2 separate regions of the Mus musculus genome follow, and region 1 is linked to region 2. The links are chromatin loops, found by intact Hi-C in ENCODE. Cell type or tissue: gastrocnemius. All regions are shown on one strand. Each heading gives the region's core, and the rest is flanking DNA. Links, peaks and the distances in the headings are about the cores only. Region 1 holds the start of Gm12223 (a long non-coding RNA gene). Region 2 overlaps Slc22a4 (solute carrier family 22 (organic cation transporter), member 4).

The links. A loop is a pair of places that touch in the nucleus more often than their neighbours do. Peaks named below come from ENCODE experiments on the same cell type or tissue, not always from the same donor. Only the 100,000 strongest peaks of a DNase experiment are listed, where the experiment ranks them.
Region 1: it touches region 2 in a loop (4-fold over the local background); 2 of 42 quality-filtered maps call a loop at or near these places.

The regions. Positions count from the first base shown.
Region 1 is chr11:54,137,263-54,152,998 of GRCm38, reverse strand. Gm12223 (a long non-coding RNA gene) reads right to left here and starts at 11,131. Exons shown (of 9, transcript XR_003949549.1): 1 at 11,011-11,131. In gastrocnemius, for the core only: a CTCF peak has its summit at 7,908 (motif pointing left); a DNase peak (open chromatin) is centred at 7,906.
Region 2 is chr11:53,995,984-54,011,719 of GRCm38, reverse strand. Slc22a4 (solute carrier family 22 (organic cation transporter), member 4) reads left to right here. Exons shown (of 10, transcript NM_019687.4): 2 at 3,849-3,952; 3 at 6,172-6,326; 4 at 14,172-14,343; 5 at 15,630-15,736. Among named protein-coding and RNA genes, the nearest start is that of Slc22a21, 24 kb to the right of the region's middle. In gastrocnemius, for the core only: CTCF peaks have their summits at 8,845 (motif pointing left) and 9,401; DNase peaks (open chromatin) are centred at 5,366, 7,334, 8,787, 9,386 and 1 more place; H3K27ac peaks cover 959 bases.

The sequences.
Region 1 (15,736 bases), core at 3,305-11,304, 140 kb before region 2:
GATGTAACCAGAACTTAAGCATGTTGTTATAAATAGTTTGGTTTGAAGATAAAGCAAACAGACTTAGCACAGAGGTGATATCAAAGACAGATCAAATCTCCTACCTAGAGCCTTTGGTCCCCACAGCGACGATCAAGAACAGAAGAGATGGGGCTGGAGAGGTGGCTCAGCAGTTAAGAGTGCTTGCTGCTCTTCCAGGCCCTAGGTTTGGATCCCATCACCCATATCTAGCATCTCACAACCACCTGCGACTCTAGCTCCAGGGGATCTGATGCACTCTTAGATATACACACAAACACACACACACACATAAACATTTTAATCTTTTGAAAACTGGAAAAGATTTTCAAGGAAACAAACTAGAACAGTCAAAAAATAAACTTGGATTTAACAAATGACTTTGATGTCTCTATTTGGTCCAAAATTACAGTTGGCACTTTGTGCCGGAGTGACTTTAGATTCTACATAAATGAACACCAGTGACTGCCCCTGAGGAAGACTTTCTCTGTGGGCAGCATATTATTTTAAAAGCTGTTCATAAGCTCACAGGAGTCTGCCAGAAGCTGCCGCGTACCATGCACAGGAAAAGGTTCTTCATCGATAGGATAATGCATCATCAGGTAGAGTGAGGTTCTTCATTGATAGGATAATGCATCAGATAGAGTGATCCTTTAGGCTCTGGTTCCATTTGCATCTGTGATATTCATCAAAACCCACTTCAAAGATGAAACACAAGTTTGTATTTTTTTGTGTGTGGTATTTTGTGGTAGCTCTAGAGTAAGAGATTTTCCATTTACAAGCTGAAATATCTTGGGCAGATTAACTCAGCTTCCTTAGTTCTATTTCTTACTGTGTAATGTTAGTGTAATGAGGATTAAAATAGACGAGGCATGTGTGGCGCACAGCCCCCTGTCCACTGTAACTAACTACTCACCGTCTCATCAATGTAAAGCATCTTTGTTCTCAGAATTCCCATATTCCCCAAATATTGCCCTTGGTGTCCTTCTTGCTCTCTACATTTTTTTTTTCTTTCGAGACAGGGTTTCTCTGTGTAGCCCTGGCTGTCCTGGAACTCACTCTGTAGACCAGGCTGGCCTCAAACTCAGAAATCCGCCTGCCTCTGCCTCCCAAATGCCGGGATTAAAGCCATGCGCCACCACTGCCCAGCTCTCTACATTATTTTTAAACTGTTTATTTTTTATTTTATGTGTGTGTTTGTGTTTTGCCTGCATTTATGGTCCGTATTAGGGTATCAGATCCCCCAGAGCTGGATTTACAGACAGTGGTGAGCTGCCATGTGGTTGCTAGGAATTGAACCCATGTCCTTTGGAAGAGCAGACAAATGCTTTTAACCTCTGAGCCTTCTCGCCAGTCTGCTCTCTACATTTTGAATAATGATAGTAGCTGCGTTTATTGAGAAGTTACCCTGTTGTAAATATGCATAAATTCATTTAGTACTTAGAACAAGTCCAGGGAGATGAGGAAACTTATCACAATGTAATAAAGCAGGGAGCTGAACCCCACGAGTTTAGTAACCCGTCCAGACCTTACAGTCAAGCGTGAGAGCCAAGCAAGCTGTGAAGATCATGTGTCAATCACTGGGACATAGCGACCTCAGCTTAAGCACCAAAGCAGATACTTCTGAACTCTGGTATTTACACCCTGTGTGGCAAGAACAACAGAGCTAGAGCTACGTCAGTGTAATTTCCGTCTCTGTGGGTTGAGTCTCAGTGATGAAAGTTGCAGTAGTAGAAACACAATGTCAAATCAGTTAACAGTGATAAAGGACCTGCAGGTAAGGGTGCCTGCAGATAAGCTCAGTAGCCTGCTTTGATTCCTGGAGGCCACACGGTAGTAGGAGAAACTGGCAGAGGCAGGGTGTCCTCTCATCTCCATGGCTACAAGCACCCACTTTCATATATACACCCACTTACTCATGCTCATACACACACACACATACACACACATGTATACACACACATGCATACACACATGCACACACATGCACACAATAAATAAATAACACACTCATTTCACATGGTCACACACTACTGACATGCACTTTTCTTACACTGGAAAGCTTTTCTGTGCCCTTTCAGGCTTGTCTCTACCCTCTGGGCACACCCTGCAGGCAAAGTTTGAAATGAGCTTAGGGAAAGGCTACCTCCCAACAGGAAAAGAGTAAGTGCGAGAATTCTGAACCTTTGAGTATTTCTTCTCGTCAAAACCCGATGACGGAAGCAAATCTTCCCTGGAGAGCACCTGCATCTTTCAAGCAGGTGATGACGCTCATGAAAAGATGGAGTGTGCTCAGAAATGCCACCACAGAATGTCGAAGTCAGGAGTAGGTAGCAGAACACTCCTGGACTTGGTGGATACCAGCTCTGTCTCAAGTAACACAGCTAAGAGGAGCGATCTTCAGACCTGCTGAAGAGAAGACAGCTGCCTTCTTTCTCTCTCCAGGCTCTGGCATTTATTCCCTCTCCAGAGTCCCCAGAACTAAAGTATCTGCAGCTGGCAATGATCACACCCTCCCAGAGTGCCCAGGAAGCAAAGACTCTGCTGCTATAGACAATTTGAAGCAACCCCATAGCCCACACCTGGGATTAAAACAAAACCATGTTTACATAACATAACAAAATTCTCAGGACAGCTGTCCCCTCACCCCACAGTAACATGGACTAGACTAGGAACTGGAACAGAGGGGGGGGGTTGACTTCCTCCCCTGCTGGGCCCTGCACATGCGCATGCTAGGGGTGCACTCTCCTTCCAGGCTACAACTTCAGCCTGGCTCTGAGCTTTTAAAGCCTGCTATCTCCTAAGCTTGGCATACCTGGCTTTTAGAACATACACTTTGTAAAACCTGACCCTTGCCTCAGTAATTAACACACTATTGAGGCCACTGAAACAAAAGGCAGTTGACTCATCTCTGACTTCTCTTTTTTTCCTTTCATAGCACACATGCAACACGCTACCATATCCTGTCATCTTTATCTTCCAAATATAGGCCAGGCCCAATCAGTTCTCAGTACTTCCACCACAGCTGGTTCATCTGCTACTGTAACCTCTCCTTGGATGATGCAATGGTCTCAAAAAGGAGCTGCTTCCTTCCACTTCCTTAACCCTCTCCTGTCTTTCTCACAAAGCAAGGAGAAGAGAGCCCTGCGACTTACAGAGCAAATCCCTAAAGCTGTTGTCCTGCCTCCATGGCCCCATATGCCCTTCTGGCTGCTTTCTCTACTCTCTTCAGCTATGGACTCTGCATCCTACACTACCCTACCAACATAACAAGCAAGACACGCCCACCAATACAACAGTGGCATGTGGCATGACCATTAGGATAGTAACTGTGATGGTTTATATATGCTCAGCCCTGGGCGTGTCACTGTTAGAAGGTATGGCCTTGTTGGAGTAGATGTGTCACTATGGGTGTGGCTTTAAGACCCTAATCCTACCTGCCTGGAAGCCTCGTCTATATCACACACTCCAAGGCTCGGGGAGTATCACAGAAAAAGATGGGAAAGAATATAAGAGTGAGAGTGGTGGGAAAGGGTTGGGATATGGAGCACTGTTTTAAGGCCGTGAGATGACTATCAAGCTCTCAAGTTCTCAGGAGCTATGGATTATCAGCACAAATCTTACACAAACTTGAGCCTAGGAACAACCTGCCCTGGCATCGGGAGGGGCTTGTGGGGTCCCACTCTTCCCTGAGGAGTTATAGGCAGTTACCTGTTGCTGGAAAAGAGACATTTTCTATAGTGCTGTAGACACTGGTAAGTTGCCCATAATTCTGCAGATGCCTCACCTGTGTCTGTGTAATCACGTTCATTGGTTCACAAACAACAACAAGTATACGTGAAAGCAGATGAGTGTATTAGTTCCTTAGTTACCTTCCCTGTAAAAATAATTGACACACAATAATACTTGGCAGGAAGAACTTGAGGAAGAAAAAGTTTATTTGAGCTCATAGTTCAAATGTATAGTTCATCATTGTGAGGAAAGCTTGTGACTTCATTACTTTTCTATTGCTATGACAAAACATCGCAACCAAGGCAGCTCATAAAAGAAAACATTTAATTGAGATTATAGTTTCCAGAGGGTTAGAATCCATGGTGGCAGAGGAAAGGCACAGTAGCAGGAGCACCTGAGGGTTCCCATCTTGACCCACAGCAAGAAGCAGAAAGAAAGACAAGGGAATGGCAAAGCCTGCCCTCAGCGACACACCTCCTCCACCAAGGCCACGCCTCCTAATCCTTCCCAAGCAGTTCTGCCAACCTGGGACCAAGGATTCCAACATGCTGGTCTATGGGGTTCATTGTCATCCAAACCACCACAGCTTATAAGCAGGAACAGGAAGCAGTTGGTCACATTGCATGTGTAATCAGGACATAGAGGGATATTAATGCTTTTACTCAGCTCTCTCTCTCTCTCTCTCTCTCTCTCTCTCTCTCTCTCCTTCTCAGTCTCCCTCCCTTTCATTCAGTCAGGGTCCCAGCCCATGCAAGGGCACTGCCCACATTCTTGGTAGGCCTTCCTACCTCCCCACTTCAACTGCCACTATCCTTAACTAAGCCCTCACAGACCAGCCCAGAGACTCATTTCCACTGTCAAGTAGTCATCAAGATATCACAGTGCAGGCCAGTTGGGAAGAGGGAGGTGATGAGCAGGAGTAGGAGGAACATAGAGGACAAAGGTCATAGAGAGAAACACAATCAAGATCCATTATAGACAGGAAGTAGAATGCCATAATGAGACCAGCTATTCTGTATAATCAGTATGTGCTAAGGACGCTTGAAAATAGAACCTGAGCAATAACTAAGGGAAAGTGACCCAAAGGAAAGTATGTGGAAATTGTAGTCAGAGAGATGGAAGAAGACACAGAAGACAGATGGATTATGAATGCTAAGGTTGGTAGTTAAACTGTCTTCCATGGCGTCCTTACAAAAGCAAATCTTAGGTACCATATTAGCCCAAGTACAAAAGAGCTAGAGAGCTATTACCCAGGAGACAGGGAGTCAACCTCAGAACATGCCTTACTGGCTGCGTTATCTATCATCTATCTATCTATCTATCTATCTATCTATCTATCTATCTATCAATCTATCTATCTATTTATTTTTGCATCACTGTGACAGCACAGTGGCTTACTCAACTCAGGCTCACTCCAGAGGAATAAAGTCCATCCCGATGGAGAAGTTCTTAGCCTGTGGTGACTGGGAAACAGCAATGGTGGAAGGAGAGTGCTCAGCTGATATTTCTCCTTTCGCCATATTTATTCAGTCTATATAGTGGCCATCATGTTCAGGGCTGACACTGGGTGGAACCTCTCTGGCTACATCCTCACAGGCACATGCCAAAATGTTCATCACTGGCTCTCCAGAGACTTCTACTTTAAAACAAAACAAGGTTTCATTCTGCAGCCCAGGCTGGCACCACAGTGTGGTTATCCTCCTGTCTCAGCTTCTCAAGTGCTGGGATCTCAGGTATGAGTCACCACACCCAGCTCCCTGGGTGTTTGCAATCAAGTTGACATTGTCAACCATCATACTGACCATTAAGGCAATAACTCAGGAACAGGAGAAGTACCAAGCCTGGCTGGCTCTCACAGAAGAAAGCCCGAGGCTTCAACTGCTCTACGCTCCTGTTACACAAGCACTCAGATATGCTTGTGCTTTCTTAAGAAAGAAAACTGACTACACCAAGCGATTCTTGAGGATCTGTGGCCTGACCAGGCTAAGGACTGAAACACACAACCCACAGTTAATCCAAAGTCCATCCTAGGCTCCTGGCTGCTCAGTCTATGATGCTGTTTCTACAAATCAGACTTTTGGATTCATCAAGGTTCATATCTGAAGGCAGGAAAATGATACCCTCCACCGTTCTCTGCAAAGGCACTTTTATGTTTAGCATTAACTCAGGCACGCTCTAACACAAGATCTGAATTAGCAAAACCAAGACTCTCTGAAACCGCAGGGAGTTTTTACAGGGAAAGTCTTGGGAATCCTCAGATTTTCACACTATGAGTTTAGTGCAATGGTAACTACATTTTCCTAAGCATTCCAATTTCCTTCCTGTGGCTGTGATAAAATACTCCAACAAAAAATAACTTAGAGAGAGGGGGTTTATTTTAACTCACAATTCCAGGTGATAGGATGTCACTGTAGGAAAGGGATAGCAGCAGGGGCTTGAGACAGCTGGTCACATCACATCTGTTGTCAAGAGCAGAGCTAGGTGAATGCAGGCTTTACTCTTAAATAGTCCATAGCACTATGAATAGGGAATAGTGTTGCCCATATGGGCTGGGTCTTCCCACATCCTAACAATCAAGACACTGTCGCACAGACATGTCCACAAGCCAAACTGATCTAGGCAGTTCTTCAGAGAGACTCTCTTCCCTGGTGTCTCTAGGTGGTGTCAAAATCAACGAATAAAACTAACCATTGCACTACCCTACCTTATTTGAGAACATTCATAGAATTATCCGTGAGACCCAATCTAGATGTTAGTGTGTCCACTAGAAAGCAGGGTAAGAGGGTCTAGATACAGAGTTCAAGAAGGGAGGACAAAGCCCAACTTAGTAACTCACAAGCATGTGGTTGCCATAGCAATGGAAGTGAAAGGGAAAAAGGAAGGAGACAATAAGGCACATATGAGAAGGCCCGGAAGCCCATAGGGATGCTGAGAATAAAAGGAAGAATAGTGAGGCTAGCAACTGAAGGAAAGATGCTGTCAGCAGTGTCCTCCAGGCTCCACCTCTAGGAGGAACCAGAATATTTTTATCAGACAGGTTCAAGGACTGAGTTAAGGACCGGCTTTGTAACATTTCTAAGAACGGGAAGTGAGAGAGCAATCAGTGTGCTACAAAGTTTCAAGTAGCCAACTGATGAGATGAAAACCAAGATCACTCTGGCTGCGTGGGATGATGCAGGTTTCCAATTCCACACCGGAGGGATTTCAGACCGGCCTGGTCTACATAGGGAGACAGTGAATTTCAGGCTAGCCAGAGTTACACTGATAAGTCAGTTCCAAGCTAAGCAGAGCAACATAGTGAAAACTTGGAGAGAAAGAGAGAGAGAGGAAGAGAGAGAGAGAGAGAGAGAGAGAGAGAGAGAGAGAGAGAGAGAGCGCTGTGAGCTCAAGAACTCAATGATGCAGGAAGAGGGTGGGGAATATATCTGTAGCTATGGTTTGAAATCCTTGATTGCCAATAAAGCCTTAGGACCCAAATTTGTTTCTCCAGGGATCATCCAGAGCATGCTATCTTTTGAGAATGGCCCCACCAGTGAACTCTGGACTAGACTAAGAGGCCCTGCCTCTATGAATAAGAAAGAAAAAACAATCAATGATTGTTGGTTGATTGATTGATTGATTGATTATTCCTCACATCACCCTCTGGGCCAACCCCCACCCCACCCTCACACACAAATAGAAGTGAGGAAGGCTGGTACTTCTGTAAGATTCCATTGGCTACACAGGTATGATGAGAACGAGACTGGCTAGTTGGGGAAGGGAGGAAGATGAGGGAACAGTGAAGACAGACTTCCTGGGGTACTGACCATCCACCTAGCAAATGCACTTTTAGCGAGTATGGAAAGTACTTTAAACATCAAACTGGGGGTTTGTCAATTCCCTTGGCACTTCCCTACTACTGACCTCTTAATCCCCAATGTTTTACAATAACAACACTACAAATAAAGTTTGCTAGCATGTAAAAGAATCTCTATAAAAGTTAAGAAAACTCTTCAATGTGCACCAGCCCTGGGAATAATGTCCAAGACAACCTTGGGTCAACAGTCAACTGGCTGAGGGTCTTTTTGCTCTGCCTAGCTAGAAATCACAGAAAGCAAGCTTTTTTTGACTGCTGAGAACAGAAGCAGTAGGCCAGCAGAAGTAGCGGCAAGTGGCGCCCTCTAGTGTTACAGCAATGTGCACACCTCAGGTATCTAGACCCTGTGTCCTTGGTCCCAGCAGCACTCCAGTTCTTGGCCTGAGATCTCAGACTCTTGTCCCTGCGCCTTGACAGTTATCACTACCTCTGCTACTTCTTTGTGTGAGTGTGTGTCACAGTCAGCTCCAGTTGTAGTGATAAAAGTAAGTAAGAAAAGACCATTCACAAGAAGCCTATTCTTGGGTCTGATGTTGCACACACAAGTATCAGTAGAAGAGAGCATAATGGGCTAAGCCTGAGTGGCCTGATCACCTGGCCCAAGAGGGGACATTTGGACTGATCACAGCCATATTAGAACTAATACAACCTCCTCTTAGCACCAATCACGGCCATTGAAGCTTGTGGTTTGGATCAATCACAACCTTGCCTCTTAGTCCCTCTGCCAGACCACAAAAGGAAGTATTTTCCTTTTGCCGACATGGAAATGCTGCAGGGTCATTTAGAGTTCATCAAGGTTTATGACAGACAGTCTGGTAGTTTTAAACAGCTCTGCACTTTCAAAACGGAGACAGCACCTGTAATGATCATCGGGTAGTTTCCTTAACCTTTCTGCATAAGACAGCCAAAGTTAGGAGGTGGTTATAGAGTGGAAGACATGCTTTTCAGATGGTGTTACAGACTAAAATCTAAACACAATCCAGGGATGGAATCATAATTCTTTAACTTAGGAATGATGGTAGAGTACTTTAACTAACTGGAAAACATGATAGACTGGATGTTAATTGTATATCATACTTTGTAATTTACATGATTGTTATGGCTTTGTTCTATTTATGTCTGGGAGAAGAGGTGTTTGTTTGTTTGTTTGTTTGTTTTATTGGACTGAAAAGGTGAGATGTAGAAAGTGGTTCTGATGCTAAGGTCCTGTTCCCCATTGGTTCTTGATCCATCACTAAAGATGCTAGTGGCCAATGAGGTAGGTGTAATAGGCAAGACTTCCAGGCCCCACAGGCAAGCTAGCAGACACAGGGGAGGAGATTTGCACCATGTTTTGGAGGGGAAAATTGACCAGCCATGTGAGATCCAAGGCAGAGCGACCATAGGTTGCTTCTCCAAGTGGGAGGTCAGGGTGTTTAGCTGGGACTAAATGTAACTAAGCAACTAAAGTTGAGGACAGATTTAGGATGCTGAGCTAAGAGTATTGGGAAGGGCATGCTAGCTGCTATAGATTAGAAGTGCCCAGCAATTAAGCCAAGAAGGCAGGTTGAAATCAAACAATGTGTGTATCTGTGTTTTTCATCCATGTATCCAACATTCTCTGGGAAGGGGCTGGTAGTGAGGCGTATTCCTGGACCTTAAAGCAGGGGGAGCAAAAACTACACTCAACAAAGATATGACAAGGTTAAATGAGGTCACATGGCTATATGTTAAGGCCGGTGTCTTTATTAAGCACAGACAACAGACAAGAGGGTGACCATCAGAGGCCAAGTGGGAGGTCTCAGAAAAATTTCAACCTGCAACATCTTGGACTTTCAGGCTGTAGAGCTGTAGAGAACAGATTTGCATCATCCATGCAATCAGTAAGTGCCATTTTGTTTCGGTGGCCCTAGAATGCACATATATGTTATAATTTTATTAGACAAGCAAGGAGAAGATTCCTTTTCACAATTAACACCAACATACTAAGACTGAGCTCAACTAGATTAAGAAACATGGCACTTGGTTTTGTTTTCAGTTTGGTTCTGTTGCTAGGATAAGATACCCTGGCAAAAAGCAACTTAGGGGCCAGGTATGGTGACGCACGCCTTTAATCCCAGCACTCATGGTGCAGAGGCAGGTGGATTTCTGGGTTTGAGGCCATCTTTGTCTATAGCTTGAGTTCCAGGATAGCCAGGGTTGCACAGAGAAACCCTGTCTTAAAAATAATCAAACAAGAAAGCTGGTGATCAGGAACAAAGAGAACGAACGCATACATGCTCACTTGCTTGTTAGTGCTCAGCTCAGTATCCCCACTTTTCTATAGTCCATGGCCCATGCCTAGGGAATGGTGCCATCTAGAGTGGTTTGGGCCTCTCCACATATATAACATAATCCACCCCCAAAACATGCCCACAAAAACAGCACAATCTGGACAATCCCTCATTGAGACTCTCTTCACAGGTGATTCTAGGTTGTGTCACATAGACAGTTTTCAGCTTTACAGGGCAAATTATCATGGCTCTTAAGACAGGAAAACTGCCAGAAAACTGAGAGGTGAAAGGGCATGTGACAATTAACTTCTGTGTCAAATTGACTAAACCATAGTGATCAACTGATCAAATGCCAGGCCAGCCTGTCACCTCACATAATAGAATGTCGGAGATACCATCTTAGTTTTGGCAAACAAAAGGGAGATTTATGTTGCCAGGCAATCAAAAGGGCTGTAAGCACCAGACTATCAAAAAGTAGCAAAGGAGAGGGGAGAGAAATGAAAGGCAGTGAACATCAGTTAAATGACAATTTCTCAAGCTTGGGAAGAAAGCAGGAAAAAACAACACACAAAAGACCTAAGATTTATAGTGTACAGAATTTAAGACTGCAGTTTCTAGTAAGAAACTGGATGAAGCATGAAGTAGTTGAGATGGCACAAATTATAAATATTGAGAGTGCAGACACCATACCTAGCTGTTCTTTATTATTTTTAAAGCCATTGTATTTATTTGAAGCTAGTCTAACAGAGAAAGCACAAGCTATTTTGCTCCAATGCCATCCACTGTAGTGCCAAGTTTCTGGTAAAAGTCGTCCCTCACTCTGACAGCCACTCAGTCACACATATCCACACAGGAGCACACACAAGTGCACACACGTATTCTCTCTCTCCCCCCTTCCCCTCCCTCCCTCTCCCCCTCCTCCTCAGGCACTCCTGCAACATTAGCGGCTCATTACCACGCCTCCAGCTTCCCACACCTGCTTATGAGTTTCTTCTGCTCTTAATTATTTAAAGACAAAGACAGTATTTTCTCCATCCATGGTTCCCCAACAGACCTTTAATAACTATTAGATGAAACTATAGTAAGTTTTTTTAAGAGCAAAGACTTTGAAAACTTCCAGTTCAAGGTTTGAGTCCCAGGCCTTCTACTTACCAGTCAGGAGCCCCCATGTGACCTCAGGGATCTAACTTTGTCCTAACTCAGGCACATTACCTGTTCTGAATGAAGAGACAGGCTGTAACATCCCCCAGAACAGTACCTAGCGGACACTAAATTACTCACTCGGCTGGGTTGGTTAACAGGGACTGCCATGAGCAGGTACTGCCTCTAAGGCAGGAGTCACCCAACATTATCCCAGGATGTGGTTTTATGCTCATGGACAGACACCAGCACATGACAGATTCCTTAATGGCTGATGTCATGCTTCATTTAAGACATTCAACATCTGGTAATAACAAAGTAGAGTACCAAAGACAAGGCTTTCTGTATTGTGCTATATTTCATATGAAAAGATAATAATAATAATAATAATAATAACAACAACAACAATAGACTTCTACTTCCAGCCAAGAAGGGAGAGATTCTAGTACAACAACTTTTAGGCTCCTGGCATCCTTTAAAAACAAAACAAAACAAAACATGGAAGTTGGGCTGAAGAGATGACTCAGAAGTATCAGATGCTCTTCCAGAGAGCACAGGTTTCACAGCGACACCCACGTACCATCTGGAACACCAGTCCCAAGGATCCGACGCCATCTTCTGGCCTCCACAGGCACTGCGTGCACATGGTGCACAGACATACATGCAGACAAAACACCAGTATGCATAAAATATAAATAACAAAAGGGGAAATATTGTAAAAGAAAAATATGCAAGCCAAGAAAATCATAAATTCTGAATTACACTGCTCAAAAATCTCCTGGGAAGCATGAGTAGCAAGATCATGAAGGATGAAGCTCATATTATGAAACCAAAAGTCTATTATCTTTAATTCATTTGCAGATTGTAGACCTGTGGTAAAAGTGGGGCCAGAGTACTTTGGGCAGTATGAAAGGACACATGAAGACAAAACAGAACATTAAGAGGGAGAAGGGGTTGTCCCATGCCTCCCTCAGCATGAGCACACAGGGGCAGGGACATGCTTCTCCCCGAAAGCCTGTTTTCTGCTGTGAACTCAGTCTGACAGCTAGGGAATGAAGGATCCCTAAAGACAAGAGGGTTTCTTAGAAGAAGGCGAGCTAGCAGTGTTCTTCACACTAGGAACAGCAGCTCAACAGCAGCAACAACAAAAGTATATTGGGATTTTTAAATTCCTTATGACCTTGATCCACCCTACCTCCCCCACCCCCTGCAGCCGCCATTATTTTTAGCAAGCAAGTATGGGGTCAGAATTTCAGGTCAACAGTTTCTTTCTTTCTTTCTTTTCTTTCTTTCTTTCTTTCTTTCTTTCTTTCTTTCTTTCTTTCTTTCTTCCCTTCTTTCTTCCAAAAATGCTCAGGGACATCACTCTCCCTCCAGCCAGGGATGAGTCTCAGGAAATGTATGTGAGCTTGCTTTGCTTTGCTTTGTGGGGCCAAACTTGACAGACATTTCTTTTGGCTTTGTGTGTTTGCCAGCTCTCTTGCTCTGCTCACTCACTCTAACTAGCTTGTTTGCTGTGGTTTCCATTTCTGTCTATCTCTGCAGGGTTCCAAGACTGCCCTTTGGGAATCAAACAAAGCACCGAGAGTACACACTAGTCCCTTTGGACTGACTGGCTGCCTTCCTCCTCCTCCTCCTCCTCTTCCTCCTCCTACTACTCCTCCTTCTCCCCCTTCTTCTTCAGATTTATTTATTTATTATATGTAAGTACACTGTAGCAGTTTTCAGACACACCAGAAGAGGGCACCAGATCTCATTGTGGGTGGTTGTGAACCACCATGTGGTTGCTGGGATTTGAACTCGGGATCTTCAGAAAAGCAGTCAGTGCTCTTAACTGCTGAGCCATCTCTCCAGCCTCCTGCATTCCTTCTTAAGGCATGACTGATCCCAGCATGGGAAGATGGTCTGCCCTCCCTCCCTTTTGACCCATTTTCCCTCTTTCACCATACACTCAATAAAATAAGTAAATGAAAGAGGGAGAAGGGACTTGCTCAAACATTCACCCTTGTTACTTATTAAGACAGTTTCTGGATTCTGAAATTGCACAGGCTGGAAGGTTAGGATATTAAGCAGAAAAATCTCTGGCTCAGATTTAAGTTTTCGAATTCTTTGAAAAGAAGAATGACATTGGGGGCAGTCAAAAACTGGAAGCTAACATAAAATATCCGAGGGTCAGTCCCAAGGAATGGCCAATGCGGACAGAGCAGAGAGCGTGGTAAGCACTCCAATGGAAAACCTGGACAGAGCAGAGAGCACTATAAGCCTCCAGTGGGAAACCCTTAGAGGACAATAGCCTGGTGGAGGTGGAAGGCACACTACAAGTAGTCAACAAAAACTTCAAGCTAACATTAATCAAGTCAGCCTTGGCTCTGACTGGATCAAGGTCTCCTCTGCCTCTTAGAGTGTGAGCCCCTGTGCAGGAAGCCATCACCATCCAGGGCTTTGAAATTTGTCACACAGCATTCAGAATTCAATAAAATGCCAAGACTAGATCAAAGCCAGAACACAAGAGGAGAGAGAGGGGGGGAGGGGGAGGGGGAGGGGGAGGGGGAGGGAGAGGGAGAGGGAGAGGGAGAGGGAGAGGGAGAGGGAGAGGGAGAGGGAGAGAGAGAGAGAGAGAGAGAGAGAGAGAGAGAGAGAGAGAGAGAGAGAATGAAAACCATGGAGTTATTAGACAAGAACGTTCAAGGAACTGTTTTCATCAAGAAAACATGGAGGAAATAAAAGAGAAATTCCCCAGAAAACTAAACCCATTAAAAAGAACTGAAGGTGCTGTCTTTCTTCCACTGGATGGTTTTGGCTCCCTTGTCGAAGATCAAGTGACCATAGGTGTGTGGGTTCATTTCTGGGTCTTCAATTCTATTCCATTGGTCCACTTGTCTGTCTCTATACCAGTACCATGCAGTTTTTATCACAATTGCTCTGTAGTAAAGCTTTAGGTCAGGCATGGTGATTCCACCAGAGGTTCTTTTATCCTTGAGAAGAGTTTTTGCTATCCTCGGTTTTTTGTTATTCCAGATGAATTTGCAAATTGCTCCTTCTAATTCGTTGAAGAATTGAGTTGGAATTTTAATGGGGATTGCATTGAATCTGTAGATTGCTTTTGGCAAGATAGCCATTTTTACAATGTTGGTCCTGCCAATCCATGAGCATGGGAGATCTTTCCATCTTCTGAGATCTTCTTTAATTTCTTTCTTCAGGGACTTGAAGTTTTTATCATACAGATCTTTCACTTCCTTCGTTAGAGTCACGCCGAGATATTTTATATTATTTGTGGCTATTGAGAAGGGTGTTGTTTCCCTAATTTCTTTCTCAGCCTGTTTATTCTTTGTGTAGAGAAAGGCCATTGACTTGTTTGAGTTAATTTTATATCCAGCTACTTCACCGAAGCTGTTTATCAGGTTTAGGAGTTCTCTGTTGGAATTTTTAGGGTCACTTATATATACTATCATATCATCTGCAAAAAGTGATATTTTGACTTCCTCTTTTCCAATTTGTATCCCCTTGATCTCCTTTTGTTGTCGAATTGCTCTGGCTAATACTTCAAGTACTATGTTGAAAAGGTAGGGAGAAAGTGGGCAGCCTTGTCTAGTCCCTGATTTTAGTGGGATTGCTTCCAGCTTCTCTCCATTTACTTTGATGTTGGCTACTGGTTTGCTGTAGATTGCTTTTATCATGTTTAGGTATTGGCCTTGAATTCCTGATCTTTCCAGAACTTTTATCATGAATGGGTGTTGGATCTTGTCAAATGCTTTTTCTGCATCTAACGAGATGATCATGTGGTTTTTGTCTTTGAGTTTGTTTATATAATGGATTACATTGATGGATTTTCGTATATTAAACCATCCCTGCATCCCTGGAATAAAACCTACTTGGTCAGGATGGATGATTGCTTTAATGTGTTCTTGGATTCGGTTAGCGAGAATTTTATTAAGAATTTTTGCATCGATGTTCATAAGAGAAATTGGTCTGAAGTTCTCTATCTTTGTTGGATCTTTCTGTGGTTTAGGTATCAGAGTAATAGTGGCTTCATAAAATGAGTTGGGTAGAATACCTTCTACTTCTATCTTGTGAAAAAGTTTGTGCAGAACTGGAGTTAGATCTTCTTTGAAGGTCTGATAGAACTCTGCACTAAACCCGTCTGGTCCTGGGCTTTTTTTGGCTGGGAGACTATTAATAACTGCTTCTATTTCTTTAGGGGATATGGGACTGTTTAGAAGGTCAACTTGATCCTGATTCAACTTTGGTACCTGGTATCTGTCCAGAAATTTGTCCATTTCGTCCAGGTTTTCCAGTTTTGTTGAGTATAGCCTTTTGTAGAAGGATCTGATGGTGTTTTGGATTTCTTCAGGATCTGTTGTTATGTCTCCCTTTTCATTTCTGATTTTGTTAATTAGGATTTTGTCCCTGTGCCCTTTAGTGAGTCTAGCTAAGGGTTTATCTATCTTGTTGATTTTCTCAAAGAACCAACTCCTCGTTTGGTTAATTCTTTGAATAGTTCTTCTTGTTTCCACTTGGTTGATTTCACCCCTGAGTTTGATTATTTCCTGCCGTCTACTCCTCTTGGGTGAATTTGCTTCCTTTTTTTCTAGAGCTTTTAGATGTGTTGTCAAGCTGCTAGTATGTGCTCTCTCCCGTTTTTTCTTGAAGGCACTCATAGCTATGAGTTTCCCTCTTAGAAATGCTTTCATTGTGTCCCAAAGGTTTGGGTACGTTGTGGCTTCATTTTCAACAATTG
Region 2 (15,736 bases), core at 4,466-12,465:
AGCACCCATCCTTCTGTCCAGAGAGCCCAGGTTTGATCCCCTCACCAGAGGCTAGCTTCATGGTGTGCAGCCTGTGTAGCAGCCACACAAGGCCACACTTGATCACATTGTTCTGCTTTGTGTGTTTTGAATTTTTTTCTTTCTTTAAAAGCTTTATTTTTTTTTCAACCAAGGGCTTGCTGTATATAGGACAGGCTAGCCTCAAAACTCTTGCTCCTCTAGACTTGCACCACCATACCTGGCTAGAAACCCTTAATTTCAGAGGTGAGGAAGATGACTCATTCATCAAGTGTTTGCCATGCAAACAGTATGACCTGAGTCTGAGCCCCGGAGCCCATGTGGAAAAGCTCAGCGTGTAGAAGTACATTTGCTATACCAGCACTGGGAAGGGGTAGACAGAGAGACCCCTAAGGCTTTCCTGACCAACCAGCCTTGATAAATAGCAAGCCTCAGGTCTCCTGAGAGACCCTGTCTCAAAAACTAAAGTGGATAGCACCTGAGGTGCAGTGTTTGATGTTGACCTCTGATGTGTATGTATACAGAGGGGAGAGAGAGAGAGAAAGAAAGAGAGAGAGAGAGAGAGAGAGAGAGAGAGAGAGAGAGAGAGAGAGAGAGAGAGAGAACTAAAGAAAGAGAGAAGAGGTCAGGGGTCATCTAAATTTTGTAAACTTGCAGTTTTTGAGTCCTGGATCCAGAGAGTTCAGTTTGCACTGGGACCACACATGTTACATAGAATCCCCGTCACTGTTTTTGCTCATGCTGGGTCTGGGTCCTTCTCAAACTGCCTTTCTCTTCCCCCTTTCTGTCTCTTAAGTCCTTTTGTTTGGTTGGTTAATTGGTTGGCTTGAGTTTTTCGAGACAAGGTTTTTCTGGTAGTCCTGGCTGTCCTGGAACTCACTCTGTAGACCAGGCTAGCCTTGAACTCAAAGATCTGCCTGCCTCTGCCTCCCAAGTCCTGGGACTAAAGGTGTGGGCCACCATGCTTGTCATGAAGTCCTTTCTTTGCCTGGCAGTGAAACAGTTGAAAAGCAAAACAAAACCACAAAGCAGAGAATATCCTACTTAGAAGTTCTTTGCTGCCTAGATGCAGCTGGAATAGTGATGGTTGGTGGCTTCATGGTTAACACCTCTGCTGGCATAAGATTGGTTGGGTGCTGTACATGGCTGAACTCCATTATGTCAGCCTTCGCCCCATAGTCCTGAGCAGTTGTCTCCTGGTGTCACATTCCTGGAAGAAGGGTGGGCTTGCCTTGGCCATATAGCGATGTCTCTCTGTTAGAACTCAAAGCTGCCTTCCAAGCTTTGGCCAGCTCGATTTGGAAGAAGACACCCATTCATGCAGGTACATCTCGCCTGCTACTCCCTTCTGGTCCATAGGCTGACAGAGCATAGGAGGAACCTGGCTGGACAGCAGGAGAAGGCTTGTTGTCTCTCTCGTCTCCCAGAGTTCAGGGACCTCAGGTCCATTTTTATTTCTGAGTAATTATTCTTTAACTTTATTTAATTTATTAATATTAGTGTGGGTGGCTGATGGGGGGGCTGTACCACAGAGTGAAGGTGAAGGTCAGAGGACAACTTTGTGAAGTTGGTTCCCTCCTTCCACCTTTACACGAGCTCCAGGAATTGAACTCAGGTGGCCAGGCTTACTCAGCAAGCCCCTGAGCACTCTGAGCCATCTCGCTGGTCCCATTTCTAGGTAATGTATAAAGACTGAAGGTTTGGACTGGCAAGATGGCTCAGTGAGGAAGAGTACTCGCTGTACAGGTGCTTATACCTGAGTTCAAATCCCCAGGAATCATGTAAAAATAATTGCCAGGAATGGCTGCACATGTCTGTAACCTGCATTAAGTGTTGGAGACAGCAGTTCCTGGAAGTGCACTGGCCAGCTAGCCTATCCAAACTGGGGGCTTCCAGTTCAATGAGAGTCCCTGTTTCAAAGGAATAAGGCAGAAAGTGATAGTGGAAGACACCTGACATCATCCTCTCCCCCCACCCAGTGTGTGTGGGTGCACACTCACATGTATGTAACACACTATTCACAAACCATCCACACATGCCAGCACACATACAGAATAAAGGCTTATTCAACTCCAGGTTATGAAGGTGGAGTTCAAGTTCAGTGTCTTGCACAGGACATCAGTGAGACAGAAAACTCAGTTTACTTAGATCTATTCTCTTCCGAAGCTGCTGTCCCTTTGGATTAAGCCCCACCCTTATCACCTCATTTAACCTTAATCACCACTCCAAATTCTTACCTCCAAATGCCATCATTGAACTAAGTCTGTCTACTTGCTTAATCCTTTACAATAGGGATTAAATTTCTCTGTGAACAGTCTTAATGAACAGTCACACCATAGCATGGGGTGAGGCAACTCGAATAGCCTCAGGCGGGTCCTTGGGTTGCTTCTGAGCGTTAGAGCTGACTTCCCTGTCCATGGTCTTCTTCTGCAGAGCCATGTTTTGACTCTCCAGCCAGCATCAGGGGTCTAGAGTGACCCTTCACGGAAAGAAGTCTCAAGGACTAATTCTTGAGTCTCGGGACTTAGGCAAGCTGTTGTTCTGCAGAAGGCTTAATCACTGTGGGTCATGAGGCCCTTCTAAAGCTGAGAAGGGGTAAAGCCATCTCTTAAACCCCATTGCCAGAAGTAGACCCTTGAGCAGGACTGGCTGGTGTGACCTCTGACCTGAGTTTTTCTAACCTCCCGGACTTTCTGTCTGCCCTGATTGCCTTAGCTTCTTGGCTTATGTGGTTTTGTTTGTTTGTGTTTCTAGAAAGATCTCTCTGTACCACAGGATGAGATATGGAATGATGCATATGCATGAATTAATTTAAATCAACTATACTTTGAGAGCAGCTATAGGGAATAAGAACAGATAGGGAATAAGAACAGAACTGCCCTGCAAATGTCGTGGACATGGGATGCCCACCCAGGGGAGCGAGGAATAGGCCGGAGACAAGGGTCCTTCTCCTCAGCGGGATCGTCTTGCGACACACTGTTCCCATACATACTGCAAGTCCAAAATTCGCAAACAAAGATCATCAAGCACACTTTGAACTCTCTGCAGCCTCCCTTGAGACTGGGTTGAATTGACTTCAGAGGAAATCTGGGAACAGAAACTCGAGCTGAAACTGGTTTTATGGATCCAGCAGCAGGAACTTGTTAGCTTGGTAGCAGCCCACGGGGCTTTGCTGACTGGGAGGGACCATGTTGTTGGGAAGGCTATGGAAAGAAGGGGTGAGGATTTGAGGAAGCCGGCTTAGACAACCCTTAAAAAGGGTGGGTAGGGCTAGAACAGTGGTCCCTGGGATGGGTCAGATGCTCCATCTAGGTTTTAGGGTGTCAGGGAGCCAACACTTTCCAGAGAAGTCTGCTTAAAAAAATAAACTCACCCAGCACTGGGGCTATTTTCAGTTTCCAGCAGAGGAGATGACATTTTATTCTTGGACCAACTGGCCATGTCTTATGGCCTACTTTCCTGGCTTTTCAAATCTCTCCCTCTGTGCAGGGCGGCCTCAAAAAGGACAGAGATTCCTTTGCTTCATACTGCTTTACGGTTGAGGGTTCGCTGGCCCTCTTGATACTTTATATAAGCGGTTAAAGCCATCTCCTTCCTCTTGAAGAGGAAGCTGCATTTCAATGAGGGACTTTGGCACACCCCAAGCTACTCGTCACATTGAATGGCAGAGTCAGACCCAGAGTTGTCTGGCCTGTACCTTTTGCACAGAGCCAGCCTGCTGGCACAAGGGAGGGCAGTGCATCCGGCATCCATCTGGCGCTCCTTGGAGTGGGGCACGGGTGGGTCGTGCTGGAGGACTGGGCTCACGTTGCATGCTGTCTTGTTGGCAGTGGAATCTGGTGTGTGAGGATGACTGGAAGACACCCCTCACCACCTCCCTGTTCTTCGTAGGCGTTCTCTGCGGCTCCTTCGTGTCTGGGCAGCTGTCAGACAGGTAAGGACCTTGGATGGGGAGCGATGGGGTGTAGCTATTTATCATGTCAGCCCATCTTGACACAAGATCAAATTCATGGGCTTTCTACACAGGGAAGAACCCTTTAGGCACTGGGTAAATAATAGGAGGAGCCTAGCGCTTGGGATGCTAGGGCTGAGAAGATTACAAATTCGATGTCAGCATGGACTCTATATCAAGACTCTATGTGACTAACTAATTAGATAAATCTTTCCCAGATAGACCTACTGTGCAGTCTTGACTGTATCACCCCTACATGACAAGACGCTGCCTTGAGTGACAAACTAGCACAGTAAATGAATAAGTCTTTCACAGATGGTACTAAGATGTAACTCCAGCCTCAACATCCTGCCAAGACCCACTCCTGTCACACTCCCAGGCTGAACTCACGGGGCTTTGGCCAAAAGAGATGCAAGTATCAACCTCACTAGAAAGTGGAGCCCTTGGACCACACGTCCCTTTACAGAACAGGATGCTGTTATCATCATTGCCCTACACTCTGCCCCCAACTCTTGACAGGGTAGGGGGTAGGTGACATGTCATTGCTGTACAAACAGCCGAAAGCTAGATTCAAGCCAAGCAGCCCCTGCTATGCACTCTGAGCCTGGGAACTGAGCCATGGCTGGGCCTGCAGCCACAGGGCTGACCCAGGCTGGCTTTTGGCCTCCAGAGCTTGCAGGCTTCGTGAGGACAAGATCGAAGTATCCCAAGTTGTGTTTACCTGCTCTTGTGGCCAAGGCAGGCAGGAATGCTAACTGGCAGTGTTGGATGAGGCTTCCTGGTGTTCTTACCCTCCCCAAAGCTTTAAAGCCCATCCTCCACCTGCCCATGGGTCATTACCAGAATGAATATTTAAAGCTTAAATTGATGAGCGGCGCAACAGACATGGCTCAGAATGACATCACCTCATAAAGCAGTTGTTTTCAATTTTAGAGACACATAGACACACCTGAGAAACTTCATCACACCCCAAATACTCACCCTGCATTGCAAATAAACAAGACCCGGGCAAAGTGGGGTGCTGGTATGAGTAGGGAATGCTCTTAACTTTCCCTTAGGCCTGTCCTGATAAGCCCATCTGAAGAGATGTTAGGTTGTAAAACTCTTCAAACAGCTAATACCGCATGCCAGCTCAGCAAACAGCCAGCTGTAGGGGGCCGGTTGCCTCCCCTCACTGTCCATCAGCTAGGTAGCTCAGTGTTGCTGCTTGGCCTGTCCTGATAAGCCCATCTGAAGAGATGTTAGGTTGTAAAACTCTTCAAACAGCTAATACCGCATGCCAGCTCAGCAAACAGCCAGCTGTAGGGGGCCGGTTGCCTCCCCTCACTGTCCATCAGCTAGGTAGCTCAGTGTTGCTGCTTGGCACAGACAGAGAGGCCCACAGGCCACAACCTTGTCCAGCACGGAGAGTGCATAGAATTCAAGGGCAGAATTCCAAGCTGGTACCCTAACTGAGTGTACAGCACTTACCTACTGTTGTAAAGGCATGACATCCTAAGCTGAACCATTGTAAGTCAAGAACTGTCTGTCATTTTTAAAGCTCTCTGGGTGGTTCCAAGTGCAGCCAAGGTTAAGAAGCAACCACCCTTCAGGGAATTTTTAAACTTACAGAATTCCCATGTGGGTGATAGAAGAAGTGTCTTCAAACTGCACTTTGAAGGGTTTTGTTTTGTTTTGTTCTGTTTTGTTTTGTTTTGTTTTGTTTTGTTTTGTTTTGAGACAGGCCCAGGATGGTTGAGGATGGCCTCAAAACTGCTATGTAGCTAACAGTGGCCTTGAGCTCCTGATCCTCCTGCCTCAACCTCTCAAGTGCTGAGATGGCAAATATGCCCCACCATACCCAGTCTTTCCCATTCTGGGGGGTCAAAGCCAAAGTTTCATTCATGCTAAGCAACTCTGTCCACTAGAACATGCCCCTGCGCCCAGCCTCCCTACAGCTCCTTCTAAAGATCAGATTTGTCAATGTGACTCTCACGGAAGATGTCCTGTGTTTTCCAGAAGCAAGGCTTGGTACCTCGGAAGGTAGTTCCTGGGCAGACAGATGCTCCTCCAGGGAGGAGGCTGGCAGAATGTCACAGGGGAGGACAAAGGGAAACCAAACATACATCTGCCTTAGTGCTGACACAAGACAGAGCCTACAGTGAGGCTAGGCTTGGTGTTACAACTGACCCTGGCTTACAGTGTTATGCTGTGTCCTCTAGGTTTGGCAGGAAGAAAGTCCTCTTTGCAACCATGGCTGTGCAGACTGGATTCAGCTTCGTGCAGATTTTCTCAACCAACTGGGAGATGTTCACTGTGTTGTTTGCCATTGTGGGCATGGGCCAGATCTCCAACTACGTGGTGGCCTTCATACTAGGTAGGAATGACTTCTGGGTTTCGATGTCCCTCCTTGCAACCCTGTGAAAGGCCAGGGAGGAGGGCGCCATAGAGTGTGTATCCAGAGTGTCCTCAATCTTGTGTGTGTGTGTGTGTGTGTGTGTGTGTGGTGGAGGAGGAGGCTGCAGCTTTGAGCCAGTCACAGCAGGACTGGAGCTCACAGGAGGCCATCAGTATTGGGCCAGAATATGGCCAAATACAAGAGCTTGACCTAGGCAGAAGTAGCCACACAACAGCAGAGACACATTCTCAGGAGCAAGGAGTGAGGGACGGGAGGTCCTGGGGGAGAGACAACAGAGGACATAAAGCCCTCGAGCTGGGCTGTGAAAGCAGAAGGCTGGTGGCCTACAAAGCAACTTAGTGGGGTCGATGTGCCATATACAGAGGAAGGAAAGGCACTTGCTAGGTGGCAGGATTTTGTCCCACCTGGGCAGAGCTGCTCTGGCCTGCTTCTGAGCCCACACCCAGAGCATATGAGCTCCACACAGGACAGCTGTGCCTCTCTGATAACAGTCCTACTGTTGGAAGGCCAAGCTGAGGGAGGGCAAGCCATCAGTTCCTAGGCCTTGGGGAGGCCCTAGACACTCTCCAGCTTCTCTGGAGGAGGAAATGAGGTGAGTTTCATAGAAGTTGTTCAGGGGTGCTCTGAAAAGTGTGATTCCCACCACCTAACACCCCCTCATTATGAAAGGAGGTGAGGTAGTATACCCACAGCATAATAAACACAAAGTCCTATAATACTTAGAACAAGCATTTTAGTTGGCCCCAAATTATCACAGTCTTTTCCCATTGTTCCAGCTTAACTATTGATCGTGCTCTATCATAGAGGTCGAATAGCCTTTCCTACACCTGGCTATGTAGTTCTGATTGCTCTCAGGAGTTTGTGACTCACTGGCCTTAGCCGTGTTATGTTGTGTTAGCCAAATACATGCACACCCTCTGTCAGGTTGCCAAGGTGGAATTGTCCAAATTCCATTCCTTTAATTATTGGTGAATGGCCTCTTGCCACGGGCCCAGCCTCGTGTCTGAGGGAAGAGGACTCACAGGAAGGGATAGTGCAAGCAGGAGACACAGGGTTCCGCGTGGCTCAATAAGCAGCCCTCCATTAAGCAGGCCCTGGCATGAGGAGCGAGGTTCTCAGCCTTCCGAGGAGGATGAGGAGAGCGACAGGAGTTTTTCTGAGGTTATCTGTGAAGATGCACACATGTTCTCAGGAGACAGAGACAGGAGAATGATCAGTTTTAGGATAGCCTGGGCTATGTAGCAATACCATGTCTCTTAAAAGCAAAACAACAACAACACTTCACCATAACAAATATTATTATGTCTGTAGAGAGCAGAGACGTTTGTGTAGAAAGAAAAGAGCTGCAAGCAGTAAGTGATGTAAGACCTGGGAAGGGTGGGACGTGAGGGTCCCTCTGGATGGGAGGACAAAGTCAGAGCAGCCCCGGCTGGGAGCAAGGAGTGGTCTATGCCAGACAGCCTCATCCTCTGATGCATTTTACTTATTTAACTTGTGTCTGTCTGTCTGTCTGTATGTATGTATGTATGTATGTATGTATGTATGTCTCTATGTGTCTGTGTTTGTCTATCTGTGTGTCTATCTGTCTGTCTCTGTGAGTGTTTATGTATGCATAAGTATGAGCTCAGGAGTGTGGGCAGGTTAATGCAGAGGGAAACACTGGATGTCCTTCACAATTGCTCTCTGCCTATTTTTCTAAATGAATGTTTATTTTGTATGAGGAAAGGGGGTGCATGCAAGCCATAGCACACGGGTGAAAAGCAGAGAACTAGTGGGACTTCATTTTCTCCTCCCACCACGCTGGGCCCTGGGAGTCAACTCAGCTGACCAGGACTGGCACTGAGCCAGCCAGCTGGCCATTCACCTTATTCTTTGGCATAAACTTACATTAAACTTGGAGCTCTCAGGTAACTTACCCCAGAGGCCTCCTGTCTCTGTCCCATCAGCACTGGGTTCTCAGGCGTGTTCCACAGTGCCCAGCTCTTTTAAGCGGGTCCTGGGCATTTGAGCTCACATCCTCATCCTTGTACTGCAAGCACTTTATCCACAGGCCCAGCCACCCAGCAGCAGCCCCAGCCCCCTCAAGTACCACAGCTCTGGCACTGCCTTCCACAACCCTCCTTCCCACGTGGCCATGGCCTCGAGTGCAGGGTAGAGAAGAAGAGGGCCAGGTCAAGGGTGGGCAGGAGCTTAGGTGTGTCAGGCCAACAGTTAACAGAGAAGACTGCACTCACAGGGCTCGCTGTCTGCTTGGGTCCACCCTTCTCATTCTAGCGGGCTCGGAGGGAAACTGCTAACATTAGGTTCTGGGATAACACTTGTGTTACGATCTTAGGTCTGAAGGCCTGAAAGTGTCGCTGAAAACTGATCTGTCCCAGAACAGATGGCATCCCAGGCACTTCTACAGGGGAGGAGGACTTTGTGGAAAGACAGACATGGTGGCTGCTGGTTTTCCTGCAGCACAGCAGTGCCCTCTGGTGTTTCACGAGTAAAACAGCTACTTTCCAGGCTTCTGTTGGTTTTCTTTTCCTTGAAGCCAGATTTGAACCTAACAGATTTTCATTTGAGAAGTTCCCTGAACTTTGATCTTCCCAGCTCTGGGAATCTGGATGCTTGGGATGGTAAAATGTTCATCCTGGGGATTAATCTCTGTGTTGATTCCAGAACCTGAATTGTTCCCAAAGCAGTACAGGAATGAGCCTTCTTCTAGGCTGCTCTTAAAAACCTCACTAGGCTTGCAAGAGTCTTAGGATAGTACAAAAGGCCAACTAAACTCATGCTCCTCAGAGCAACACACACAGGATACACCTCCCAGGGTGGGGGAAGTGAGACTCAAAATCAGGGTCATTGACCCTCTCACCCCAGCTTTCTAGGCCCTGTGTTAGTCTCAGGCATAGCACCCTCAACCTGCCTACAGACTGCTGGGTAAGATGCCAGCAGTGGATCTCCTTCATCCCCTGTAAAGAACCGCTTCTCAGCAAGGGAGGGCTTGGTGGAAGGATGGACCTGGTGGCTGCGGGTTTTCCTGCAGCGCAACAGCGCCCTCTGGTTCTCTGTCTTCAGAAAACCTAACCACCTCCTGCCTTGACTGAGCTCACTAATTCAGTATTTTTCAGACTTCTAACATCAACACCCAACCACGACCCCACCCCACCCCTGCCATCCTTGCTGTAGCTTCTCTTTAGACATGTTTAAAGCTCATTTGATCCAATCCATATGTTTCCCTTTCAATGAGCATACACTTGATGGCATGTTCTATAACTTTGGCTACCAGGGATCTCAGTCATATTTGAGATTTAACTACATCAATTACATGGCTTTTTATCAGCCACCTATTTTGTATTGTTTTTCACTAATTTATTAATGTACATATCTTTTTGTATTAAGGATCAAACCAAGGGCTTCTTGCATGCACTGTATAACTAAGCTATACTCCAACCTTTAAATGCTTTAAACTTGAAATATAAATTTGTCCTGGCCTATTTGAATGAAATAGCATAGCCAAATACCATAGGCTAGCTTATCTCAAAAACCCAGATCTCATTTTCTGTGTCGTGGCAGCAGAAGTTGGAGTCCCCCAACCACACTGTATCTCCAGTCAGGAAGCAGAGAAATGAATGCTTGTGCCCACCTGGCCTTCTCTTTTTTATTCAGCCCAGCACCCTCTCCCATACCCTGGCTCCACCCACATTTATGGGGACCTTTCTCCCCAGTTAAGTCGATCTAGAAACCTGATGAGGTAATTTGTTAAATCTGCTCTATCTCCTGGCAGGTACACACACACTTCTCACCACCTGCCCTTATGTTCTGGATCCCAGATGGAAACACACACACACACACACACACACACACTTTATATTTTAATATGGTATAACTAGCTTAATGGTTAGGCCACTTCTGAACCTCCATGTGGCTAACACACTCCCCTCCAATATTCCTGAGTTAACACACTTACTAAATCTGTATTTTATCCTTGCTGCCCTGGACCCTTCTGGGGTCCTCCAGGGGCTGCTTTCCCCTTTGCATCTACATTTCAGCCGTCTCTCCCTCCTGCACTTTCCCGGTGTGGTCTCCTACACCCTTGTCATGGTGGGATGCCCTCTTCCTTCTCTTCTGCATTTCTTGTCCAGGAATCCTAAAGGCCCCACCTCTGTCTCCCTGCCCATCCATTGGCTGCTGGCAACTTTATTTCCCAGTCAGAGCCAACTGGGGACAGGGACCCTCAGTTCAGACGTGTGGGTTCCCTGTGATTTTGGGAGCCGAATGAACACAAATAGCATTAGAACCAATCCACAACAGAAATCCCTCACAAATATGCCAGAGATTTGTCTCCTAGGTGATTCTAGATCCCATCAAATTGACAAGCAGTATTAACCCTCACAGGGGGACTTAGCATAGAGGAGCCCACACTCTCTACCCATTATGATGCAGGGCACTGCCCCCTCAGTCCATCCTAGCACATCCATTCCCCAGGCTTGTCTCCTGAGCTAGAATGTGCAGCAGGCTTCAGTTGCATTGGGGTGCATGTCCTGCTGCCTCCTTATGGAGAGTGCCCAGTGCTTCCTGGGGCTGGATGACAAAGGGAAGGTAGAGGAGCCAATTAGTGGCATAATCTCCTGGAGCTGCCCATGGTCTCGTCAGAACTAGGACATGCTCTTGTATTGGGATGTGGGGATTCTGTTCTCCAGAGACCCTGAGAAGCCAGGCTTTGCCTAGGATCAGAAGCCCATGGGACAGAGGGAGACTACAGGGATCTGGGTGAGCCAATCTGGGAGTCATCTCTGCCATGGGTCTTTCCCCCAGGTGAGCACACAGGGAGCTTCTTGCATCTGCCAGACTCGGGGCCCCTTCCTGGTGTCCCTCAGAGAGAACTTCTCTCTTAGCCAGTTTAATGATCAGCCCAAGAAGAACTGAAAGACATTCCGCCTCACAAGTGGGAAAGACACATTCCCCTGGTGTCTCCACTAGCATCCCAGCTGAAGGACTGGTCCATAAGACAAAAGGGTTTGCCCCAGGCAATTTTCTTCTTGAAAGCTAGACATGCATAGGTTGACAGATACGGCTTACATCTTGGTTTTATCACTGTGTTGAGGTTTGTTTGCTCTAGGATTCTGATTTGTTTGGGTTCTATTCATGTGTGTATGTGCATGTGTGATGTTCAAGTGTGTGTATGTGCATGTGTGGAAACCAGAGATTGATGCCCTATGTCTTCCTCTATCACTCTCTCACTGAATCTGAAACTTGCCGTTTCAGCTAGACTGGCTGGCCAACTAGCTCTCAGGATTTTCCTGTTCCTACCCCCAAGTGCTGGATGTCCAAACGTGTGCAGTCATGTCCAGTTCTTATACGGGCTCTGGGGATTTAAACTCAGGCCCTTGCTTGATCAGCCAACACTTGACCCACCGAGCCACTGCTCTCACCCATTTGTCTGTGATTTTGAGACACAGATCTCTTATAGCCCAAGCTGACATTGAGCTCAGAATTTATGCAGCCAAAGAGCCCCCAGTCTTCCTTCTTCCACTTGTTCAGTTCTGGGATTTTAACTATGAGCTATCACTTGCAGTTTGTGTCACTGTTACAGATACGTGACTGTAGGCAAGTGGCTTCAACTCCTTATGTCTTAGGTGAATGTTTGTAAGATAACCGTCAAAGGGATCATTTATCCTGAAGTGGGGCTTAAAGAACTGCTCATAAAAGCGTTGGTTCTGAAGATGATGGTGGGTATGATGATGGTGGTAGTGATAATGGTAATGATGGTGATGATGGAGATGATGGTGATGGTGATGATGGTGGTGGTGATGGTAATAAAGACAATGCACTGTGACAATGTTGGTGAGTATGATGATGGTGGTAGTGCTAATGGTAATGATGGTGATGATGGAGGTGATGGTGATGGTGGTGGTGGTGATGGTAATAAAGACAATGACTGTGACAATGTTGGTGATTATGTACATCTTGGTTGCTGCTCTGTGATTGTCATATAATACCCTGACAACAAGCAACTTGGGGAAAGAAACGCTTCTTTAGGCTCACAGTTCCAGGGGCTACTGTCTGTCACGGTGGGGGAGGCATGGCAGTCAGGAACGGAGTGACAACATTTTCTCCTTACATAGGAGGCATAGAGAGAAAAGGAAGTGGAGTCAGACTATAAGGCCTAAAAGCCTACCCTTAGATGTACTTCCTCCAGCAAGGCTCCACCTCCTAAAGACTCCATCACTTTCCGCAGTGGTACCACCTGTTGAGGCTAAGTGGCCAAATGCATGAGCCAGTGGGGACATTTCTCACTCGAATGACAGCAGTGTCTAAGGAAGGGAGAGGTCCTAAAAGTTAAAGAGTGGTGGAGTTGTCTGTACAGTCCTCTGTGATCCACGGGCTGGCAGAGCTCTTGTCCCTGCCTGGTACCTACCTGGTGCATGACCAAATTATGCTGAGTGTGTTACTGTCTGCTCTCAGACTGTGGCCCAGTGCTACGGTGTCTTCCCTGGCCTCACAGAAAACGGGTCCCGTGTGTATTTCTTTTCTATGATCAAATTTTCTGCTTCTAGATTTTTGCTTAAGAAGAACACACACAAACATACACATACACACATACATACACACACACACACACATTCATTGCCATATTGTAATCCCAGCCAAAGACCCAAAGACAGCCAGGTCATGGTAGAGTGCACTCATTCCTAGAGTAAGGAAACATCTGGAAATTTGACTCATGAAACCCAGAGTAGTCAGACCGCATCCTTTGGAATGAATCTACAGGCTGAAGGATGGCCCTGGGCTTAGAAGCCTGGTCACGCTGTGAGGGTCGTGAGATACCCAGCCTCAGCTCTCTCAAGAAACTGAAAGAAAATCATGAGAAGGGAACCATTGAGGAGTGGGACCTACTTTCTCCTTTTCTGTTCAGCCGAGGACCCCATGCCATGCACCGGTGCTGTCCACATTTACAAAGGGTGTTCCTCGCTCAGTTTACCCAATCCGGAAACCTTCACGGACATGCCCAGAGTCTTCACTTCTGGATGACTCTAGATTCTTCAAGTTCACCATCAATATTTCTAGTGTTTTGTAGTGTGGGCAAGTCCTATACAAAGAATAAAGCCCTTGCTGTCGGCTATATCTCTGCCTTCAGGTCAGAAGGCCCAGAGTGGATTCTAGAAAGGACTAAGGCTCCCCACAGAGGATGCTGTGCTAGGATCCTAAGTGACACCATCTCTGAAGACCCACTGCTGAGTGGACTGCTGAGCTGCATAGGACAGAAACCTGCTGCCAGTCCAGCCTTCCCCAGACAGTACCAACTGCATGTGGCCTCAAGCCTTTGCTTTGGTCACTGGATATGTGCCTGACACCTGGGCTGTCACCCTACAGAGACAATAGAACACTGTCTGCCTGGAGAACATCAGCTCCAGTGCTGGCTGCCAGCTCTGGGAAACTCCAGAGGCAGCTGCCTTCTGAGTATCATGTCTCAGGGTTCAAGGACAGGGACTGTGTCCTGACAGCTGGGAGAACCACTGTTATCTCACGGGCCAGTGACTGGTCACACATAGGAGAGTTGTGGACAAGCCTCCCACAGCCTGACTCCACTCAGTGTCTTAAAAGAGCCACTTCTTGTCTCCTGGACAAGACAGTCTCTGTGTCTCCCGATGGCCTTCCTCTGAAAACAGCATTGTCAGAAGGCAGTAGTTTCATTGGTAGAGCCCTTGTCAAACATACATGGGTTCAATCCCCAGCTCTGGAAAGAGATCCCGTCTCAAAAAGGCAAATGTTGAAGAGAGCAGAAATGCTAATACTGCCCATTGTTTTGAACAGGAACTGAAATCCTGAGCAAGTCGGTTCGCATCATCTTCTCCACATTAGGAGTCTGTACATTTTTTGCAATCGGCTACATGGTCCTGCCGCTGTTTGCATACTTCATCAGAGACTGGAGGATGCTGCTGCTGGCCCTGACACTGCCTGGCCTGTTCTGTGTTCCCCTGTGGTGGTGAGTACAACCGCCATTCCCAGCCAGCCCTCTGCCTTGTGGCAGGCAGGCACTCCAGAGATGAGCCCACTGTTCACCTAGCTGTGTCTGCGTGCTCTCTGCTGCAGCTTGCCCTGCTGCCTCCAAACTTCCAGCACTCTGCATCTCAGTGACTGGGCACATGCATTGTAGGAAGCCTGTCTCAGACTTCTTCCAGATACTTCCCACTCCAGTCTCCTGCCCATGTATTTCCATGTGGTCTGTGGAGCTGGTACTGCTGGGTTGTGTCTTTAACTCTGTGCTGTTTAGGGCTCTCTCTCTCTCTCTCTCTCCTTCCCTCTCTCCCTCCCTTCCTTCCTTTCTTCTTTCCTTCCATCCTTCCTTCCTTTCCTTCTAATTTTAAAAATCTTTCATCACATTTTTTTTAAAAATTATTCACTTTACATCTTGATCTCTGTTCCCCTCCCACAGTCTATCCCCCATTCCTCATCCCCTTCTCATCTGATAGCACAGACCCCCACCCCCCACAACCCTGGGTATCTCCCCACCCTGGCACCTCAAGTCTCTGCAAAGGTTAAGTGCTTCCTCTCCCACTGAGGTCAGACAAGACAGCCAAGTTAGGGGAATGGATTCCACATACAGGCAACAGCTTTAGGGATAGTCCCTGCTCCTGTTGTTAGGAACCCACATGCAGACCGAGCTGCACATCTGCTACATACATGCAGGGGGCTTTCATCCAGCCCATGTATGCTCTTGGCTTAGCGATTCAGACCCAAGAATTGACTCTGTTGGTCTTCTTGTGGAATTCCTTTCCCCAACTCTTCCATAAGAGTCCCCAAGCTCCATCCCCAAGCTCCAATGTTTGGCTCTGGGTCTCTGTATCTGTCTGAGTCAGCTGTTGGGTAGAGCCTCTCAGAGGACAGCCATGCTAGGCAGGCTACTGTCTGCAAGCATAACAGAGTGTCATTAATAGTGTCAGGGATTAGTGCTTGTCCATGGGATGGGTCTCTAATTGGACCAGTTATTGCTTGATCATTCCCTCAAGTTTCTGCTCCATCTCCCGTCCCTCCATTTCTTGTAGGCAGGATAAATTTTGGGTCAAAAGTTTTGTGGGTGGGTTGGTGTCCTTATTGCTCTATCGCTAATTAACAATTAATATATATGTGTGTATATGTATTATTTATGTATTTAGAACTATGTAGAATATTTGCAACATTAAAATGACCTAGGACATTTTGCTACATATGTTTGCTAACATCAAATCCTGTGGTTATAGAAGGTAATGAACCATTGCAAATGAATTCCAGGTTTATTCCAGAATCTCCCCGGTGGCTGATATCCCAGAGGAGATTTGCAGAGGCCGAACAGATCATCCAGAAAGCCGCAAAGATGAACAGCATCGTGGCGCCAGCAG